Linked DNA regions of Homo sapiens: all the other regions are linked to region 1. Evidence: chromatin contacts called from ENCODE Hi-C or POLR2A ChIA-PET data. All regions are on one chromosome and are shown on one strand. The core of a region is the stretch at or near the end of the contact, and the rest is flanking DNA. Distances in the headings are between cores, read along the strand shown. Region 1 holds the start of PRKRIP1 (PRKR interacting protein 1). Region 2 holds the start of FBXO24 (F-box protein 24). Region 3 holds the start of SRRT (serrate, RNA effector molecule). Region 4 holds the start of IFT22 (intraflagellar transport 22).

Region 1 (2,728 bases), core at 140-2,639:
GCCAACATGGTGAAACTCCATCTCTACTAAAAATACAATAATTAGCCAGGCGTGGTGGCGTGCACCTGTATTCCCAGCTACTCAGGAGACTGAAGCAGGAGGATCACTTGAACCTGGGAGGCAGAGGCTGCAGTCAGCCGAGATTGCATCACTGAGCTCTAGCCTGGGGGACAGAGTGAGACTCTGTCTCAAAAAAAAAAAAAAAAAGTTATATCTAATGTGCTCAGAAGTTAACAATAGAGCAAAATTTCATCAAGGCTGTGTGTGAGGGTATTATCTAGTTACAGATTACAGAGGCTTGGCTGGGCATGGTGACTTAACACCTATAATTTCAGCACTTTCGGAGGCCCAGGCAGGAGGATCGCTTGAGCCCAGGAGTTCAAGACCAGCCTGGGCATCACAGCAACACCTTGTCTCTGCAAAAAATAAAAATAAAAAATTAACTGGGTGTGGTGGCATGCGCCTGTAGTCTCAGCTACTCAGGAGGCTGAGGTGGGAGGAGTGCCTGAACCCGGGAGTTCAAGGCAGCAGTGACCTATGATCGAGCCCCTGCACTCCAGCCTGGGCAACCAAGCGAGACCCTGTCTCTAAAAAAAAAAAAAAAGTTATAGAAGCATAATCATTAATCCCGTCAGAGATTATGTACAGGAAGAGGCAGGGGCTAGGATCATTGAACTTGTCTTTTCTAAAAATGCAGTGTTCAGGCAAGAGAGGTGGAAACCTGTGTTCTCTCTCGCTCTTCCCAGCTTATTGTTCAGGGCGTTATTGGAGAGGGCTGCGCTCAGTCACCGAGTCACGGCCTTTGTGAAATCCTGCTCGCAAGCAGAATGAGCAGACATGGTTCCTTAGGTTTATTACTGTGCCTCACACTACGAGACGGTCATTCATTGGCAGAGGTGTATTTGCGGGGGGCCAGGTATAGAGTAATTCAAGGCGGACAAAGGAGGAATGTCCCAGTCTTCAGGAAGCTCAGTGACATGTTTGCGCTGTCTTATGTAAACAGGAGATTGTCAGAAATGGAGGAGGGGGCACCAGATCCAAGGAAGTGCCCGGACAAAGCCGGGAGGCGAGGAGAGCCGACGGGGAGGAGGTGCCGAGAGCATCAGCGGGGCTGCTCGGTGGCACGAAGACGCCCGCGGGGACTGGAGAGGTCGGCTAGGGCCAGGCTACTCAGGCACGGAGGGCCACCTCCCCTTCAGGGACGTGAGCATCTAGCTGCACTGATTTGTTGTTCAGGAACAGGAAATGAAACCCCGCAGCTTTGAACACAATAACCCACGCCAGCCTCAGGCTCATGAATATTCAGCAGGCTGCTTGCGCCTTGCAACCCCGCCTCCGTTCCCCTCTGCGGAGACTGCGTATGCGTCGCCGGCGCGCGGCTGTGTCGTCATACTTGCGCGCCGACGCCGCCGCTCGCTTGTGAAACTGGAAGGCTGCCATGGCTAGCCCAGCCGCCTCCTCGGTGCGACCACCGAGGCCCAAGAAAGAGCCGCAGACGCTCGTCATCCCCAAGAATGCGGCGGAGGAGCAGAAGCTCAAGCTGGAGCGGCTCATGAAGAACCCGGTGAGACGAGGCCCAGGCTCCACGGCCCGTCCGAGGCCCACCCCCTTCCTCTGCAGCGCTTCAGGGTTCCCGCAGGTCCACCTTCCCCGCCTCCAAACTCAGAAACTCAGTATCCGACCCTCCAAGAGCAGTCTTTGGGGAGGAGGAGGAGAAGGAGGCTGTCCCGGAGATAGTGAACTTCCCGTCTGTCCTTGTGTGAGAGCCCAGCTTGAATCAAAGCACGGTGGAGCGGCTTCCCGTGCTCCAAGACCCCTTCTGGTTTAACTTTCTGTGAACAAAAAGCGTTAGACTGAAAAGGTAGAATTTGTGGGTTAGCAAAAGGGTATACTCTAAACAACACTGATCGTTAGAGAGACAGTGGCCGAGACGTTTGGAGCTGGTCACTCCTCTCCCGCTCACACCCCCTCTGGGCCTCGGTCCCCTCAATCATAAAAACAATTGAACGGGAACGTCCTTTATACCTTTAACTAGAAAAGCTTGACTCTTCTTATCTAGTAGTGTTAAAGTTGGCGGTTTCTAGCTGGAAACTATGGCTTAGGTTTTTCAGTTCTGCTCTGGAAAGCGTAGCCCTGGGAAGGTGTGGACTGTGTTATACCCAAGAGTACATAGGATGAAAAAAGCCACGACAGAGGGAAGAACACAAAATCAGCTCTGTGTCCAAGTAGCAAAGCAGTCCTGCTTCATTAGTCAATTAAAATTCTTTGGTCTTAAGAGATGTAACTTGGGCTGGGTGCTGTGGCCCCTGCCTGTAATTTCAGCGCTTTGGGAGGCCAGGCGGGAGGATGGTCCGAGGCCAGGAAGGAGTTCAAGACCAGCCTGGGCAACATAGTGGGTCCCTGTCTTTACAAAAATAAAAAAATTGCCTGGTGTGGTGGTGTACGCCTGAGAGTCCTAACTATTCTGGAGACTGAACCGGGAGGATCACTTGAGCCCAGGAGTTCAAGGCTGCAGTGAGCTCTGATTGCACCACTGCACTCCAGCCTGAGGAACAGAGCAAGAACCTGTCTCTAAAAAAAGAGAGGGAGATATATAATTTTGTCAACAGGTTTATACTTAAATGCTTTCATGTTTAAATGTTGCAGGACAAAGCAGTTCCAATTCCAGAGAAAATGAGTGAATGGGCACCTCGACCTCCCCCAGAATTTGTCCGAGATGTCATGGGTA
Region 2 (2,728 bases), core at 161-2,660, 1.8 Mb before region 1:
TCCCCACCCCCAGCTGCCGGCCCAAGGTCATAGGCTGCCTCCTGAGTAGCTGAGGCTTGACTCACCTGTCACAGTTAAGTCCCCCACCCCCTACCATCCACAGACACCAGGGTGGAGGGTGCATGGTTGGACAGATCCTGCGGGTGGAGGCGTGGAAGGACAGTCTCTAGCTGGCCAGCACTCCCAGCTAGGAGATAAGATTTCCTTCCCTCCAGCAACGGCCTCAAGTCCCTCCCCCGGGGGAAAGCAGAAACTGAAATGGGAATTCTAAGATCCCTATGAGGTCACAGGCTCCACAGTGACCTCACAGGCTTAGGAAGGAGGAGGAGGAATCTCAGATAAGCCGGTTGGGGATAATAGGCGGAAGAGCTCAGGGAGAAAAGAGTGAGGGGAGGTAGAGATTTGTTTCTTTCCCATAGGCTGGAGAGCTGCGTGGACAGTGGAGAGGGCCAGGACCTTAGGGGGCGGGGTTGCGGCACAGAAAGCAGAAACCTCGGGCTTAGGGGCCAGTCACTGGGAAGGGGGTGCCCGGGGCTGCTCGGATCTCGGTGGGACGGGGGTTAAGAGGTGTAGATGAAGAGGGAGAGAAAGCAGTTATTAGAGGAGCTCGTGGGGACTGCTTCATAGACCGATTGGAGCTGAGGTTAAGAGATCATGTAAATAAGCCAACCAGGTGAGGGGCGGGACCATCCTACAGGTGCGCAGATATGCAAATAAAGAGAAAGGAGGAATCTCTCCCAACGCTCGGAGGCGCAGGGCGTTCTGTGCAAACGAGAAGCACGTTCATTGTCTAGGGGGTTCTCAAAGATGGGAGAGGATGGCTGCAGGTTTAGGGCAATCAGGAGGGGCAGCAACCCTGGCCGCCAGGTGAAGGGGCGGGCCCGACTCCCGGGCCGGGCGGGGCCCGGGGTGGGGCTATGCAAATGAGGGACCCGGTTGGGCCCGGGGCCCGGCTGCACTCACCAGCCTGGGTGATGTCTGACAGGTCGTAGCTACGGGCCGCGCCCCGGGGGAAGTGCTTCAAGCGCCGGTTAGACAGGTTCAGGGTCCCGGTGGCCACGGCCTCCTCTAGGGCCCGCTCTGCACTGCGTCTCCCCGGCAGACCTGGAGACCCGGGCACGGAGGTCGTGGCTGCCGCCTCCTCACCCCCGGCGGCGAGTGGAGCCGCTACGGCCGCCGCCATCCGCTCCCGGCGGCTCCCGCTGCCTGACTGACGGGACCGGCCGTCCCTCCTTCCCCCACCCCCTCCTTGGAGCCGCCGTAGTTGCCTCAAGGGGGAGGGAGCGGTGTCCGGGACCGGACGGACCAATCGTGGCCCCGAGACGCGTCAGAAGCGGCCAATCAGAACCCGTCAGTGGGGGTGGAGCTCCGGCGCCGGAGTCTGACGAGAGAAGGGAGGGGAACAAGGATAGAGCGCTCGCCAACGGCCGACGCTCCAGGCCGTCCCGCCCAGCGCAGCTGCACCCAATCACAATGCTCAGATCGGGAGGTGGAGCCAATCAGGTCCAACCAAGAGGAGGGGACACCGGCACTCCACTAGCAGGAAAACGGGCCGAGGGACCGCAAGCAGGGGGTGCCTAGTCCTCGTCCCCCAAAGACCAATCGTAAGCCAGATACAGGCGAGTGACTGTCAAGAAGGCCAATTAGAGCCTCCGAAGGGAATCTGGACCTGCCTCTTCTCTGAGGGACGGCTCTACCTACCAATAGCATGGGCGAGAAGGCGGTCCCTTTGCTAAGGAGGAGGCGGGTGAGCTAGAACTTTAAGACTGAGGTTAAGAATGAACGCGGAGCCCCTGGCCGGCCGGGAACGCAGTTCGCCGCTGCAGTGGCGAGTGCGAGCTGGACGTGTTAGGGGGCTAGCCGGCGTCCAGGGCTTGAGGGGATTCGGGCGACTGCTTGAGGCCAGTGCACTGGCGGTTGTCGCAGCTGAAGGGGCAGCGGGGGGACCTCCGACTGTGAAGCCTCTGGCAGGGGTCTCGGGACCCCCGGGCTGGGGGCGGGCGGGGGGCTTCCCAGAGCCTGGAGATGCCCAGCTCGAGGAGGGAGGGTGTAGGTGCAGCGTTGCACGGTCTGCCGTCTCACCCGAGGAGCTCCCCTGGACAGGAATGGAGAGGGGACCAGACCACGGGGTTTTAGAGGCTTAGAAAGGATCTCACCGCCTAGAACACGCCCTTGGTGCTACGAATGCAGAAACTGAGGCAGAGGGAAGTTGATGCGTTAGCAAGAGCGAACAGCAAGTTCCTGACAGCTGGCTTGCTCTAGAAACCAGGTCTCTGGATCCTCCACGCACAGCCCTTTCCCGCTCCCTCAGTTTTCACAGTGGATGTTTTCACTCCCTTCCTCTCTTCCTCCCTCCCTCCCTCTCCCTTCCGTTCCCTTCCTCTTTTTATTTTTTTATTTTTTGAGATGGAGTCTCGCTCAGTCGCCCAGGCTGGAGTGCAGTGGCGCGATCTCGGCTCACAGCAACCTCCACTGTCCGGGTTCAAGCAATTCTCCTGCCTCAGCCTCCCGAGTAGCTGGGACTACAGGCGCCCGCCACCACACCCGGCTAATTTTTTGTATTTTAGTAGAGACGGGGTTTCACCGTGTTGCCCAGGCTGGTCGCAAACTCAGGAGCTCAGGCAATATGCCCTCCTCGGCCTCCCAAAGTGCTGGCATTACAGGCGTGAGCCACCGCGCCCGGCCTTTTTTTTTTTTTTTTTAAGAAGGTCTGATTCTGTCGCCCAGG
Region 3 (2,728 bases), core at 67-2,566, 1.5 Mb before region 1:
AAGTGCTGGGATTACAGGCGTGAGCCACCGCCCTTGGCCACTGTCTGCATTTTTACATGTGAGGATGTCAGAGCTGAGAGGTGACTCCCCCAGATTGCATGGTTCTTAAATGGTGGAACCTGGGTCTTTTTGACTCAGGTCCAGTTTTTTTTGACAACTCTTGTAATCCGTCACTACCCTCCTCTCAGTGCTGGGAGCAAGCACGCCTCAGGGAGGAGGCAAGATTTCCTCTATGTATCTATTTTGAGACAGGGCCTCACTCTGTTCCCCAGGCTAGAGTGCAGTGGTGCAATCAAGGCTCACTGCAGCCCTGAACTCCTGGGCTCAAACAGTCCTCCTGGCTTAGCCTCCCCAGTAGCTAGGACCACAGGGGCATCCCACCAAGCCCAGTTATTATTTTTTTGTGTGTAGATGGGATCTTGCTATGTTGCCCAGGCTAGTCCTGAACTCTTGGGCTTAAGTCCTCCCTCCTCGACCTTCCCAAGTGCTGGGATCACAGGTGTGAGCCAATGTGCCTGGCCCTAAATATTCTGTAAAGGGGCCTTGCTATGTTGCCCAGGCAGGTCTCCAACTCCTGGGCTCAAGTGATTCTCCCACGTCGGCCTCCCAAAGCGCTGGGATTGCAGGCGTGAGCCATCTCAGCTGGTCTTCCTATTAAGTCTCACACTCAATTCACTGAGAGGGGCCTTGGTGTTACTCCCGGGGGTGGTAATCCATTGAATCTGGGCGGTCCATACTCTGTTTAGGGCGTTAACTTACAGCCTATTTCATCCAAATACTGAGCGGGGTTAAGACTGAGATCTGCCAATTTTACTTAAAGACGGGGCGTCTTTGTCGAGGAAAAGCAGGAACGGCGGACTTTGCATTTAGTGCGCACTGTGGCACCCAATTTTGGCTGGATATTTGGAGCAGAAAATGGTGGGATACGATGCTTTAAAATGGTTGCTTCCACCTTCCATCCCCTAAGCGCCCGCGCTTCCCAAGCCCACGCCCTGCCCGAGGAGGGGACGAAATCACCCCCGGTGAGGTCAGGAGGCCCGTGGGGGGAACATGGCTGGATGAGAACCGTCTTAGGACCCCGACACATCTGGGGTCGCGCGATCCTCGACTTCCGCTCTCCCTTCGCGCCCAGAGGGCTTGTTCGCCTCCCGAGGCCGCGCTTGGCCCAGCCGAGGTCCCGTAGTTCCTAACGCTCGAGCCGTTATCGTCTCGAAAAGCCGCGCGAGACTTGCGAGATCCCCGCCCCTTTCCCATCACGCCCTGCTCTCCCCGCCCTTCGCGCTCGGTTTGTTAGTTCCAGTTCCGGCCGCGAGGGTGGAGCTTTGTGCCTCGGAGGCGTGGGTGACGCAGGCGCAGCGCGGGCTGCGCGCGCTACTGCCCATCCCCGGTTGTCCCACTTTTGTTCGCCTCTCTTCGGCCCTCTACTCAAGAGCTCCGTCTCCGTCTCGCCCTCCTCGAAGTCCTCGTCGCGCGCCCGCGACCCAGGTCGCCCTGAAATCTAGCCCGTCCGAGCGCGAGTCCAACGGCCGCGGCCGCACCAAGGTGGGGGAGGGGAGGAGCCTGGGGGGCCCCGCTGGGGCGGGAGAGGAACCGGGGTCCACGGGGGCGGGCGCGGAGAAACTCGGGGCGAGTGGAGGTGTTGGAGCCGCGTTCTCAGGCCTAGGATGGTGGGGGCCGCGGAGGGCTGGCCTTGGCGGGAGGGAAGCGGGCGAGCTGCCCGCGAGGGACGGTCCCTTCCTCCGCTCGTCCTTTTGCACCACTCCTACCGCCTCTCCCCGGTCCCCAGGCCCCCTCAGACCGTGCCATGGGTGACAGTGATGACGAGTACGATCGAAGGCGCAGGGACAAGTTCAGAAGAGAGCGCAGCGACTACGACCGTTCCCGCGAGAGAGATGAAAGACGTCGAGGGGACGATTGGAATGACAGGTGAGCCGTTTTTAACTTCATCTTGTCCCCGTTTCATGCCGTTTCACTCCACCCGCGTCGCTTTTCTTTCTCCCCCTTGTAATTTTTATGAGGGCGAATCCTATGAAATGGCTCATTGGACCGTTTTCTGTGGTTCAGCCTATTTGCTGTTGGCCAAATAACTAGCTGTGGCTTGGTTTTTGAAATTCTCTGCAGATCAGAGCTATAGAGCTAAGAGTTTGAGTATGAAGAAGCACTGTTTATACATGCACGAAAAGCGTGCTTTTTTGCTTTTTTTTGTTTTGTTATTGAGATGGGGTCTTGTTCTGCTGCCCTGGCTGGAGTGCATTGATGCAGTCGTAGCAGCCTCCACCTCCCGGGCTCAACCGAGCCTCCCGCCTCAGCCTCTTGAGAAGCTGGGACTCCAGGGGGAGGCCATCACGCCCGCCTAACTTTTAAAAATTATTATTGTTATTTCGAGACAGAGTCTTGCCCTGTCGCCCAGGCTGGAGTGCAATGGCGCAATCTTGGCTCACTGCAACCTTCGCCTCTGGGGTTCAAGTAATTCTCCTGCCTCAGCCTCCCGAGTAGCTGGGATTACAGGCACCTGCCACCACGCCCGTCTAATTTTTGTATTTTTAGTAGAGACGGGGTTTCACCATGTTGGCTAGGCTGGTTTGGAACTCTCGACTTTAGGTAATCCACCCAGCTCGACCTCCCAAAGTGCTGGGATTACAGGCATGAGCCAGTGCTTGGTCTAAAATTATTTTTTGTAGAGACAGCGTCTTGCTCTGTTGCCCAGGTTGTAAATTATATTTTAGGA
Region 4 (2,728 bases), core at 139-2,638, 1.1 Mb before region 1:
TAATTTTTTGTATTTTTAGTAGAGACGGGGTTTCACCGTGTTAGCCAGGATGGTCTCGATCTCCTGACCTTGTGATATGCCTGCCTCGGCCTCCCAAAGTGCTGGGATTACAGGCGTGAGCCACCGCGCCCGGCCTTTTTTTTTTTTTTTTTTTTTTAAACGCATTTAGCCTTAGTCCATCTGAGCTTTATTTCTGTGGATGATGTGAAGTATACATGTAGATGTGATCCCCACTACCACGCCCCCAACACACACATTAATAGCCAATGGTTCCAGGACCATATAGTAAAACGCCCAGGACTCGAGCAAAGGCTCATGCCTGTAATCCCAGAACTTTGAGAGACTGAGGCGGGAGGACTGTTTGAGCCCAAGAGTTGGAGACCAGCCTAGGTGCTAGGCAACATAGCAAGATCCTGTCTCTACAAATAATTAACAAATTAAGGCCAGGCGCGGTGGCTCATCCCTATAATCCCAGCACTGTGGGAGGCCGAGGCTGGCGGATCACTTGAGGTCAGCAGAGACCAGCCTGGCCAACAAGGTGAAAACACACCTCTACAAAAAATACAAAAATTAGCCAGGGGTAATGGCGTGGGCCTGTAATCTCAGCTACTCAGGAGGCTGAGGCAGGAGAATCGCTTGAACCCGGGAGGCGGAGTTTGCACTGAGCCAAGATCATGCCACTGCACTCCAGCCTGGGTGACAGGGCGAGACTCTGTCTCAAAAAAACAAAACAAAACAAAAACAACAAATTTAGTCGGGCGTGGTGGTGCACGCCTGTAGTCCCAGGTACTCAGGAGGCTGAGGCAGGAGGACTGCTTGAGCCCAGGGAAGTCGAGGCTGCAGTGAGCTATGATCACACCACTGCACTCCAGCCTGGACGACACAGCGACAACCTGTCTCAAACAAAAGTCCAGACCCACAGACGCATTCATTAGGGGGATCCCGGGGGCAAAAGAAAGAGTCACGAAACCTAGGCTATGGTTCCAATGATGCCACTCAGTACCTTGGGCCTTCGGGGCTCATTAACACCGGGCTCGCCTCCACTACCTCCTCCGGGCAGTGGTTGGAATCAAGGTCTGAAAGCACCGAGTTCACGGAAAGGGCAGGGGCGCCAGTCGGGATGGGCGCGGTGGGCCCGGGTTCCCGCCTCCGGGAGCAAGCCGCAGATCAGACGGGTGGGGACCTGCGCTCGCCCAGGCCCCGAGGCCTGCTCCCCGCTCCCTCTGCCGCGCCGGGCCAGGACTTACCTCGCAAGGCCCCACGAAGAGGATCTTGGCTTTCAGCATAGTTGTCCGCCGCGGCTTAGCCGGCCGGAGCCCACGGGAGGCGGCGCGTCAGGACGGAGCTCTACTTGGCCGCTTTCGTTTCCATGGCGACGGAGAGAGGCCCGCAGGGCCGACGGGACTCGGCCACTTCCGGCGCGCGGGGCGGAAAGCGGGCGCGTCTGCGACTGGGAGGGGGTCGGAGAGAAGCCACAAAGCCCGGGCTGCAGACGCGGTTCTGCAGGGTTGGCCTGTATTTCTTTTAGAGACAGGGTCTCACTCTGTCGCCCAGGCTGGAGCGCAGTGGCGCGATCTCGGGTCACTGCAACCTCCAACTTTTGGGCTCAAACGATCTTTCTGCCTCAGCCTCCCGAGTAGCTGGCACTACAGGCATGTGCCATCACGTCCGACTAATTTTTAAAATTTTTTTATTTGTAAGACTGGGTTTTGCTATGTTGCCCAGGCTGTTTTCGAACTCCTGGGCTGAAATGATCCTCCCATCTCCACCTCCCAAAATTCTGGGACTGCAGGCCCGTTCCACCAGTCTCGGTAGAGACGCGGAAAGCAAGACTCCAGGAGGGGGCGGAATGGCCGTTTCCAAACCTTTGTTTCTCCCAATAATCCCGAGAGCTCAGACAGGCCATACAAGTGCCAAGCTGGCCTTGGAACCAGGCCTTGACTCCTTTATCACTGTGGCATGATATCACTGTGGCCGTCCACCTGGGAGCCGATTTATCACTGCCGTGGCACAGCTCAGAAAAAATCAGGTGAAAGTCTGGTTTCTGTAAAAGGATTCACCACTCACTATCATTCGTCTGACCTAGGAGAAACCAAAGAGATGATGACTGGAATCGTTTAGTCAGTGCAGGTGTCTAGAAACATTGCTGCTAAATTCAATCAGTTAGGTCAGTCTGAAAATACAGAGTCAAGTCAGAATTTTGGATAAGCCATGATATTAAATGTCTATGTGCCGAGAGTGCCGGTACAAAATATGCTAGCCCATAAAAGGGCTGAAATGACAAAAATTTCTAGTCAACCCCGTATCAAATCTTTAACCTTCGGTAACATAGTTACATAGTCTTTGTATTGAAAAGAACTACTTGGCTGGCCGCGGTGGCCCAGGCCTGTAATCCCAGCACTTTGGGAGGCCGAGGCAGGTGGATCACTTGAGGTTCTGCACAGTCCCTTCGTCCTGGTAGATTCTAGGCCAGATGGGGAGACCACCCTGCAGAGTGCCGCTTGTCAAGTGTTTTCCCATGCACATTCCCATGCACAGGTTTTTTTTTATTATTATTTTTATTTTTATTTTATTTTATTTATTTTATTTTTTGAGATGGAGTCTAGCTCTGTCGCCCAGGCTGGAGTGCAGTGGTGTGATCTCGGCTCACTGCAAACTCCACCTCCCGGGTTCAAGTGATTCTCCTGCCTCAGCCTCCTGAGTAGCTGGGATTACAGGCACATGCCAT

The links. A loop is a pair of places that touch in the nucleus more often than their neighbours do. ChIA-PET counts read pairs that join two places held with the same protein, here RNA polymerase II (POLR2A). Pooled maps may share reads with other maps.
Region 2: a pooled map shows a loop between it and region 1 (5-fold over the local background). The contact joins the promoter of FBXO24 here to the promoter of PRKRIP1 in region 1. A Hi-C loop is called at or near these places in 1 of 50 pooled maps. POLR2A ChIA-PET finds 5 or more read pairs at or near these places in 2 of 52 experiments (PC-3 and T-cell).
Region 3: a loop to region 1 is called in a pooled map, with 9 times the contacts of the local background. The contact joins the promoter of SRRT here to the promoter of PRKRIP1 in region 1. A Hi-C loop is called at or near these places in 5 of 50 pooled maps. POLR2A ChIA-PET finds 5 or more read pairs at or near these places in 2 of 52 experiments (PC-3 and endothelial cell of umbilical vein).
Region 4: a loop to region 1 is called in a pooled map, with 20 times the contacts of the local background. The contact joins the promoter of IFT22 here to the promoter of PRKRIP1 in region 1. A Hi-C loop is called at or near these places in 5 of 50 pooled maps. POLR2A ChIA-PET finds 5 or more read pairs at or near these places in 2 of 52 experiments (PC-9 and WTC11).

Annotation. Positions count from the first base shown.
Region 1 is chr7:102,394,974-102,397,701 of GRCh38, forward strand. PRKRIP1 (PRKR interacting protein 1) reads left to right here and starts at 1,390. Exons shown (of 6, transcript NM_024653.4): 1 at 1,390-1,564; 2 at 2,647-2,725. The coding sequence starts at 1,439. It overlaps LOC100630923 (LOC100289561-PRKRIP1 readthrough), which reads left to right. Exons shown (of 9, transcript NR_038967.1): 5 at 2,647-2,725. RefSeq lists a silencer at 1,246-1,325 and enhancers at 1,346-1,585, 1,367-1,908.
Region 2 is chr7:100,584,918-100,587,645 of GRCh38, forward strand. FBXO24 (F-box protein 24) reads left to right here and starts at 1,411. Exons shown (of 10, transcript NM_033506.3): 1 at 1,411-1,747. The coding sequence starts at 1,709. LRCH4 (leucine rich repeats and calponin homology domain containing 4) reads right to left here and starts at 1,212. Exons shown (of 18, transcript NM_002319.5): 1 at 964-1,212. The coding sequence starts at 1,183. RefSeq lists enhancers at 1-34, 35-548 and silencers at 690-739, 780-1,209, 1,970-2,089.
Region 3 is chr7:100,873,787-100,876,514 of GRCh38, forward strand. It overlaps SRRT (serrate, RNA effector molecule), which reads left to right and starts at 1,317. Exons shown (of 20, transcript NM_015908.6): 1 at 1,317-1,542; 2 at 1,787-1,926. The coding sequence starts at 1,805. RefSeq lists enhancers at 202-866, 867-1,532, 1,109-1,158, 1,369-1,428 and a silencer at 1,569-1,798.
Region 4 is chr7:101,320,424-101,323,151 of GRCh38, forward strand. It overlaps IFT22 (intraflagellar transport 22), which reads right to left and starts at 1,389. Exons shown (of 5, transcript NM_022777.4): 1 at 1,248-1,389. The coding sequence starts at 1,286. RefSeq lists a silencer at 1,112-1,231.